3 separate regions of the Homo sapiens genome follow, and regions 1 and 3 are each linked to region 2. A link is a contact called in ENCODE Hi-C or POLR2A ChIA-PET data. All regions are on one chromosome and are shown on one strand. The core of a region is the stretch at or near the end of the contact, and the rest is flanking DNA. Distances in the headings are between cores, read along the strand shown. Region 1 has its middle 25 kb from the start of CDK17. Region 2 overlaps CFAP54 (cilia and flagella associated protein 54). Region 3 holds the start of CDK17 (cyclin dependent kinase 17).

The links. A loop is a pair of places that touch in the nucleus more often than their neighbours do. ChIA-PET counts read pairs that join two places held with the same protein, here RNA polymerase II (POLR2A). Pooled maps may share reads with other maps.
Region 1: a pooled map shows a loop between it and region 2 (10-fold over the local background). The contact joins two enhancer-like sites. A Hi-C loop is called at or near these places in 8 of 50 pooled maps. POLR2A ChIA-PET finds 5 or more read pairs at or near these places in 3 of 52 experiments (GM12878, activated CD4-positive, alpha-beta T cell and naive thymus-derived CD8-positive, alpha-beta T cell).
Region 3: a loop to region 2 is called in a map with no recorded cell type, with 17 times the contacts of the local background. The contact joins the promoter of CDK17 here to the enhancer-like site in region 2. A Hi-C loop is called at or near these places in 15 of 37 single-sample maps with no recorded cell type and 11 of 50 pooled maps. POLR2A ChIA-PET finds 5 or more read pairs at or near these places in 2 of 52 experiments (GM10248 and GM12878).

The regions. Positions count from the first base shown.
Region 1 is chr12:96,423,836-96,426,807 of GRCh38, forward strand. No RefSeq gene overlaps it. Among named protein-coding and RNA genes, the nearest start is that of CDK17, 25 kb to the left of the region's middle. RefSeq lists an enhancer at 1,714-1,813. Within about 2 kb of position 1,641, at least 5 of the 41 ENCODE cell types and tissues checked have a DNase peak (open chromatin) inside an H3K27ac peak, as active enhancers do.
Region 2 is chr12:96,570,091-96,573,191 of GRCh38, forward strand. The region is part of intron 19 of CFAP54 (cilia and flagella associated protein 54); the gene reads left to right. Among named protein-coding and RNA genes, the nearest start is that of CFAP54, 82 kb to the left of the region's middle. Within about 2 kb of position 1,466, at least 2 of the 41 ENCODE cell types and tissues checked have a DNase peak (open chromatin) inside an H3K27ac peak, as active enhancers do; they include GM12878, where a contact is called at or near this core.
Region 3 is chr12:96,398,896-96,401,823 of GRCh38, forward strand. It overlaps CDK17 (cyclin dependent kinase 17), which reads right to left and starts at 1,544. Exons shown (of 17, transcript NM_002595.5): 1 at 1,091-1,544. RefSeq lists silencers at 948-1,107, 1,288-1,467, 1,558-1,887 and an enhancer at 2,308-2,527.

The DNA.
Region 1 (2,972 bases), core at 391-2,890, 150 kb before region 2:
GTAGGGAGAGGAGAGATGTTCCAAATGGAAGGAAAAGCACATGCAAATGTCTGGAGCCCAGGAAATGCAAAGCATTTTCTGAGAGCAACAAACACTGTATATATTTGAACTTAAGATGCACGCTTTACCCTTCTGCTCCCCCCTTCCATTTTAACATTTTCAAATTTGTGTAATTGGTACATGTCTTATAACCACCATCTGAACGTACTATGGTTGTGTTATTTTTTCCTTGAAATGTTCATTAATTCATGGTGTGCCTTATAATCATCAGTTGCATTTTAGAAATAGGAACATAATTTAGTTTTACTGGAACATAGAATATGTCTACGGGAGCTGATAAAACTAGTACTGAAGAGCTCTGTTGAAAAGTTATGCTGTAGACATATAACATGGCCAGAGTAGTAAGTTTATACTTTTTTTTTGTTTTTGAGATGGAGTTTTGCTCTCGTCACCCAGGCTGGAGTGTAATGGCATGATCTCAGCTCACTGTAACCTCCGCCTCCTGGGTTCAAGCAATTCTCCTACCTCAGCCTCCCTAGTAGCTGGGATTACAGGCGCCTGCCATCACGCCCGGCTAATTCTTGTATTTTTAGTAGAGACAGGATTTGCCATGTTGGCCAGGCTGGTCTTGAACTCCTGACCTTAGGTGATCTGTCTGTCTCAGCCTCCCAAAGTTTTGGGATTACAGGCATGAGCCACCATGCCTGGCCAGTTTATACTAAATTTATCAGCAAGGAAAAGGAGTTCCTACTGAAACTGTAATGCTATATTGTCTCCCGAAATAGTTGTAAATCTTTCTCTAGAGAGAGATTTTTTCTTTGCCATTTGTATTTTTAAATTTAACCTCAAGACAAAAATGTCTGTGTACAAGGTACAGAAGATACATTTTTCCCTACTGGACTATAAGCTGTTTGAGGGCAAGAAGTGTATCTCTAGTAACTGTCACAATACCTGGTATGTAGTAGTGGCTTTATTCATGTTTATGGAATGTTAAATTCCTTAAGTAATTATTGAATGAGTGATAAATACTATTTTAAGATCTTTATGGCTGGGCGTGGTGGCTCATGCCTGTAATCCCAGTACTTTGGGAGGCTGAGGCGAGTGGATCACCTGAGGTCAGGAGTTCCAGACCAGCCTGGCCAACATGGTGAAAACTTGTCTCTACTAAAAATACAAAAAATAATTAGTTGGGCATGGTGGCGGGTGCCTGTAATCCCAGCTACTCGGGAGGCTAAGACAGGAGAATCTCTGGAACACGGGAGGTGGAGGTTGCGATGAGCCGGGATCGTGTCACTGCATTCCAGCCTGGGTGACAGAGTGAGACTCCATCTCAAAAGAAAAAAAAGATCTTTATGAGAAAAAAATTATTAGGATAAAAGAGATGAAGATAATGGTAAGAATTTTTGAAGCCAAATGGAATTAATCTAGGAAAAGGCCTTGGAGGGGGGAAGTATTTAGTGCCTGTTTGGAAGCAACGGAGAGAGGTGGGTTGGCAGAAAAGAGGAATCAGCACCCTACTAGGGAAAACAGGACATTTAAGGCCTGTTAAGATTTATGGAGAAAATGTTGAAATGTGCATAGGAGCCAGGAGTACGCCAGGGAGAATGAAATGCATCAAGTGAAGGCAGGGACAGGAGGAAGAGGTTAGCCATGGACCACAGACAGCCTGAATCTGTCATGACTCACTTTTACTGAAAGTCAGTTATGAGCCAGAAAATATGCATAAATATTTGCATGTGAATATTGATTGAAGTCACCCAGAATGTAGGCAGGATCCTGCTCACACTTGTCACCAGCAATCTCTATGACGCTAAACACAAGGGATATTTTCAGTCCTCCCTATCCCCGACCTTTCAGCTGCATCTGAATCTGCTGACCTCTCTTTACTTTTTCTAAAAATTGTGGTAAAACTACCTTTAAGAGTACAGTTTAATGACATTAAGTGCATTCACATTGCTGTGTGATCATCACCACCATTCATAAAACTCCTTTTGTTTCTCTTTTCCTTTTTTTCTTTTTTGAGAAAGGCTGTTGCTTTGCCCCCCAGGTTGGAGTGCAGTGGCATGATCATAATTCACTGCAGCCTTGATCTCCTGGGATCAAACGATCCTCCTGCTGCAGCCTCTCAAGTAGCTGGGACTACAGGTTCATGCCCCCACGCCTGGCCAGTTTTGGGGATTTTTTTATGGGGAGGGTGGGATTTAGTAGAGGTGAGGTCTTGCTCTATTGCCCAGGTTGATCTCGAACTCCTGAGCTCAAGCAATTCTCTCACCTTACCCTCCCAAAGTGCTGGGATTAGGGAACCACAGTGCCAGGCTCACAGAGCTCTTTTTAGCTTGCAAGACTGAAACTCTATACCCATTGCACAATAACTCCTGTTTACCATCTTCCCCCAGCCTCTGGCAACCACCCTTTACTTTCTGTCTCCATGGGTTTGACTACTCTAGGTACTTTATTTTTTTTATTTTTTATTTATTTATTTTTTTGAGACAGAGTTTCGCTCTTATTGCCCAGGATGGAGTACAATGGAGCCATCTCGGTTCACTGCAACTTCCGCCTCCTGGGTTCAACCGATTATCCTGCCTCAGTGTCCCAAGTAGCTGGGATTATAGGCATCTGCCACCACGCCAGGCTAATTTTTGTGTTTTCAGTAGGGACGGGGTTTCACCATGTTGGCCAGGCTGGTCTCGAACTCCTGACCTCAGGTGATGCATCCACCTCAGCCTCCCAAAGTGAGAGGATTACAGACATGAGACACCACACCTTGCCTACTCTAGGTACTTTATATAAGTGGAACCATACAGTATTTGTCACTTTTGTGACTGACTTATTTCACTTAGCATAATGTCTTCAAGCTCATCTCATATTGTAGCATGTGTTAGAATTTCCTTCCTTTTTAAGGCTAAATAATATTGTATTGTGGCCAGGCGTGGTGGCTCATGCCTGTAATCCCAGCACTTTGGGAGGCCGAG
Region 2 (3,101 bases), core at 216-2,715:
TCAGCCTCCTGAGTAGCTAGAACCACAGGCCCATGCTACCATGCCTGGCTGTTTGTATTTTTTTGTAAAGATGCGGTTTTGTCATGTTGCCCAGCATGGTCTCGAAATCCTGGGTTCAAGGGGTCCGCTTTCCTCAGTCTCCCAAAGTGCTGGGACTACAGGCATGAGCCACTGTGCCCAGCCTCAGCTCTTTGTAATTGTGTGCTCAAGTCTTTTTTTCTTTTCTTTTTTTTTTTTTTTAAATCAATGAGCCAACTTCTAATTCTGACCCCTCCTCTTATGAGGCCATGTTTTGACTCCCAGGCTTCAAACTGCTAACAGAATATTTAGCATATCTACATTTTGGATTTTTTTTCTCTTTTAAGTGATTTAAGGGTATTGCATAGGAAACTTAATCCAGGTTGCCTTTCCAAACTTCTTTTAACTTAGTTTATTAAGACAAGATAGCATAGTGGTTAGGAGTATAAGGATCTTGGATTAGAGTTCTGGTTCTACCAGTGATTAGCTGTATGACCTGTCAAGTTATTTATGCTCTCTTAAGATTCAATTTCTTCATCTGTGAAACAGGGATTCTTGGGAAGATTCAAGTAATGATGCATATAAAATGCTTAGTGTTCAGAACAGAGTAAGCAGTCAATAAATGTTAGCCATTATTATTATGATTACTCTGCTTTTCATTCAGTTTTGTCATATCAGAACTATTATTATTTCTCTTTCACTTTAAGCACTCTGAGACATTCTGTTTGAACTACTTTTTGGTGCTTTATATGTATTTTCCTCCATCAGACTACACATTTCTTTCTGTATTTTCTCTTAGATTTATCTTATTACTTGTATATTTTATTCTAAGCAATATTCCTTCTCAGGATTCTTGGATATGACTTAATCTACTTTTCATCTTTTTCTGCAATGTACATTATAATGTTGAGAACCCAGAATATACCTCAGGGAGGTCTACCAGATATGTAGGAAATATGGTACTTTATCATTCCAGTCCTGTGATAGTTGATTACATATGTCTTAGTCACACCCTCAAGATTCCATTGCATCTTTCCATTAGTGTTTTGCTGCACTGTGGGCATCAAGCCTGTGTCAAATGTATTTAACATCAATCTGTCCTCATAAGCATTGAGTAACTTCTGAAGAGAGGCAGGTTTCATTTTCTCTAAGGGAAACTATACGCAGAGAAATTTACATTCAGACAAAAATACTTTGGACTTCAATACTGTGGTTTTGGTGGCACATTGCAGTGGAAACCACCATTGAAAGAACACCTTAGAGCTTATTTTTATTGTGAGTTGGTGGGCAAGTCCCTTTCCATCGAGATTTCTTGGCTGAGTCCCCGTGATAGGTAAAGGCTTATTTCTTTTTTCAAAGTTACTGAACCTTTCTAATTTGCTAGGCACTGTGGTAGGTAGTATAAGATGTGAGGATATAGTTATTTTTCATTATTGATACGTCATGGAAAGTCTACTTCTTGACCTGTGATTAGAGAATGGTTTATCTAGGTTTTGCAATTGTAATAGGTTGGTGTTCTAGAGCACTGCTATTATAGACAACATTCAGGTCCATATTGATAACACTTTCTCATGACTAAGTAGTATTGGTTTCATGGGAATTTTTCCTTCTTGATTTTTTTTGGGGGATTTTCTGATGTTACTTCCCTTTTTTCTAGTTGAAGAACCCCTTTAAAAAGCCCCAGGCACTTTCTCATAAACAAAATCTTATTAGCAGCTCAATGAATTGGCTGCCTTAAATTAGGATTCTAGTTTTTAACTAGCCTTAGGGTTTGCCCTGAATTCTGTTATGGAATTTATCTGATTTACCTAAATCAAGGGCTTTGTTATAAACTTTTCTTTTGTCACCATTCACTTAAAACTTTAATACTTCTGTTAACCTATTTCAAATTGGGCCATGGGATCTGAGTTAGGGGTCTAAAGTTAAAATTGATCAAGAGCCAATCAGAACATTTTAAATATGCCATCTTAAAAGACACTGTAATAAAGATTACCCTTTTCTTTCATAATTTTGTGTGTCTTATATTCCAAACACATTGACTGAACTTAAAGAGATAAACAAAGCACTGTCCTTCCTGCCAAGACCAGTGTTTAGAGGGTGTGGACAGGCAAGTACAGAGGTAACATATTATGTAATACCTGCTAAAATAAAGATACTATGTAATGAAGGAAATGGCTTATTTAAATACATGGGCTATCTTGGAAGATGTCAGAGGAGGTGACATTTGTGTGGATCTTAAAGCAGAGAAGAGGACGTGAGATGCTCCAGAAAGAATGAAATGCGTGGGCAATTCTGAGGCGTGAAATAACAGCATTTTAGGGAATGAGTGATTTTTTTTTTTTATGGTTTCAGAGGTTAGGTTGAACAGAGAGGTAGGTATGAGAGAGAGAAAGAGTAGAAAGGGGGATAAGGCTAGAAAATGTAGTCATGATCAGAATGAAAAGGGCTTTGGAAAAGTTTGCACTTTATCTGGCAAGTATTAGAGGAGGCATTGAAGGACTAGAAGACTGGAGGTTGAAGAGACTAGAAAGAGACTGGGAGAAAGGCAGGAGGGAAAAGGAGATTTACTCACCTGAATCTGTGGTTCCCAGTTCTTGCTGTACTTTGGAATTATCCTTGGTGTTTGTAAATAATACAGATGTTCAAGCTCCACTCCTGGAGATTTCTATTTTGGGGTAGAAATGGAGCCTTCTGATTTTTAAATAAACTCCATAGATGATACTGATCAACAGCCCAGTTGAGAAATGTCTATGTTATAGCCATGGCAGAACACAGAAAGTTTTTTTTACCTCAGTTGGATTCATTGATGTGCAGAAAGAAGATGCAAGAATTAAGTCAGAAGGTGCTAGTGTTCAATTGGTTCACTGAATCAGGAACTACCAAGGCAAATTTTGAGATCAAATTTGGAGCCCAGAGAGGCTGGCTGGTCAGTGGAGATGGAGGTCAAAGGCAGTCTGCTTGACTATAAGGGCCAGTGGGCCAGTGCTGCTGGTATATTTTACAGGCTCCAGACATAATCCCGAGGAAGGATATGTCTCCAAATTTCCAAGGGAAGTGGGGGCATTGGTCTCCTTTCCTTGTTT
Region 3 (2,928 bases), core at 294-2,793, 170 kb before region 2:
ACAGATTTCAGCTAAACGCTTTTTGCCACTTTTGCAAAAGAAAAGCTAATTGTTAACGGCCATGTGACATTATAGATCCCAGAAAAGGAAAGGGTGGGAGGAAGAGAGAGAAGTTCAAGGCAGTTCAGGGTCAGAACAAGCTCAGACATCCTGTCATTAACAAATGTTCCCCAAGCTGAAAGCAAAATACTGCTTACCCGAAAAGGAGTGGGTGAAAAGTAGGGGGAGAACGAGGGAAAAACCACAGGAGAGTCAATGTGGCAGTGTGGGGGTGACAGGAGGGAGGGAATCTGGAGCTATCCAGCTGAGTTGGGGAGCAAAAGCATCGGGCATAGCATCGGGCACAAAAATGCTGAGAAAAGCAACTGCGACGGAGACAGCACTAGGCACCCTCCTCCCCCCATTTTCCCCTCCCCATCGGTTTGCTGGGTTTCCCACCTTCCCTCTACCTCCGCTCTTGACCAACACTCCGGGGTGTGACCCGCCAGCAGGAGGCTGCCCTGATCTTTGTCTCTACCCGCTCCCACGCGCGGGCTCCTCCTCCTCCTCCGCGCTCCCCACCCGCGCACAGCGCCAGCGTCTCCAAGGAGCTGCAGGCGCCGCGACCGCCGCCTCCTCGCCCACCTCCCGCGGACCCGCGCCCCTTCCTTCCCCTCCCGGGCAGCGTCGCCTGCGCCTCCAGCTCCACCCCCGCCGAGGGGACCTTTGTGTCTCGGGGGACTTTCTGCCTCTTTCCCCTCCTCCGCCTCGCGAGGAGACCGGCCTCCCCCGCAGACCAAAGCGGCAGCGAGCACCGGAGGCGGCGGCGTCTATATCTGTCGGCGCCTCCTGGGAAGCAGCTCGCAGACACTCACACCCCACCCGAGCCCCGGAAATCCCCGGGCGACCCAAGGTCCTCGCTGGACCGGAGAGGTGACAGGCGCACGCTAGCCCCCCGCGCCGCGCCTCCTCGCTCAACTTCCCGACCGGGCCTGAGCCACCCGCGCCCCCAGTAGCCCCCGCCCCCGCCTCTGTCCCACGCAGCCTCCCGGCCCCGCGGCCGACCCGACACCAGGGGAAAGCGCGGCGCGGACGCCAGCCGCCAACTCACCAGCAAGAGCGGGGACCGCGGGTCCCGAGGCGAGGCGAAGAGAGGCGCGGGGGGAAGCTGCTCCGCGGACGCCCGCGGCGACCGGATGCAAGTCCGGGTCTCAGCGGCCGGCAGACGTGAGGCGCTTCCGAGCGCAGGCCTCCGCCGCCACAGCCGCCTTCCGGCTCTCGCCGCGGGTCCGGAGCCTCGGGAGGGGCCGCGGGTGTCTCACGCGTTGCCAAGTCCCTCGGTCAACATGGCTCCCGCGCCGACGAGCCGCGCGGACGGCCCACTAATCCCCTCGGAGCAGCCGGGCGCGAGCGCGGCGGGCGCCGACGGCGGGCTGAGACTGTCTGGCCGGGCGCTGGCTCCTTCTCCGCGGCTCTGCGGCGGCCCGCGGGGAGCTCAGGAGACTGCGGGCGGCCGCGTTCGCTCCTTGCGTGTGCGTCGCTTTCACACTCGGCGGCTGCGGATTGACGCCTCCGCCTGTTCCCCGGAGGAGAGCGAGTGCAAGAGAAAAAACACTTTTATTGAAACGATCCAACCAGCGGCGGCGGAGAAAAGCGACCGGCCGCGGGAGCTTACCCCACCCCCGCCTGAGCGGCTCGCCGGGGGCAGCGCGACCCCTGCCGGCGGCGGCGGAGGCGGGGGCGGGGCCGGCGGCCGGGGGCGGGGCCTGCAGGGCGGGGCGGGTGTCCCCGGGAAACTGCCCGCTCCGAAATGCGGGCGTCGGGGGAGCGGCGGAGGGGGCCAGGGGACCCCACCGGAATGAGTGCCTGTCCGCAGCGACTGGGGGAGAAATTATGTGAATAATTCAGCCCCTCCAACATCCCCCTGCCCCTCAACTTCCCGCTACCAAACCAAAACTCGTGCTTCAGTTATACAAGTAATTACTGTACAAGGTGTCCATGCCACAGTTCTCCACTGACTTTCTAGAGAGTCCATGTCAAAGGACCCACACTGAAAGATGTTGATGGCTGCAACTTTTCTCCTTTGTTGTGTGTGGGTACGTGGGTACTAGTGCCGCAGTCTCTCACACACACGGCATCTATTCATTTAAACTACAGTACAGTGTTTTGTATATATTATCATGTGCCCGGCAATATGCTGAGTCCTCTAAGGACGGAGAGTCTAGCTGGGATGAAAGATGATCAATAACTATCATAAAAATCTGAACGTTATGAGCGGAGAAATACAAGGTGCTATGAAAACAGAAAGGACTACTGTTGCACGGGTTAGGTTTTGTTTTCTTGGGGGAGGCGGGCCGCGAGAGGTTGGCCCAGTTTCTGCAACTGTTTTTACTTTCTCCTTTCCCAGAGGCTAAAAGCTAGTTCAGGAATGAACAGCAGAGTGGCAGTGAAGACAAACTAAAGTAATACTGACCCACTTTTTTCCACTAATAAGGATAAAAGCATAAAGTTAAAACAAACTTAAACCCCTAGAGGGAGATAATGAGAGGATTGAAAGAAGAGAGTAGGGACCGGATGTAGACAACATAAACAAGAAAAAAAAACCCACATAAAAGTCCTGTGAAGTGAGATAAATTTTTTTTCCCATGTTAACACCCGGAAGTAGAAGCTGCTTTGAAGTTTCAAATCACATTATGTGCTAAGAACTTCGGGGAATTATCTTTTTGGATTTAGGGATGAATCCTTTCCCCCTTAAAAATGCTGCATGCTGACATCTTTCTCTTATTTTGTTTGGCAAAGTTAAATGCATCTACAGTTATATCCAACGATCGTACGTGTCAATCAGGCTTTTCCCATGCCTCTAAAATTACCAGGACCCGTAAATTAGCAACAATTATGCTCTACGCGTATTTAACACTTGTTTACCAACCAAGAATGCAAATATACATA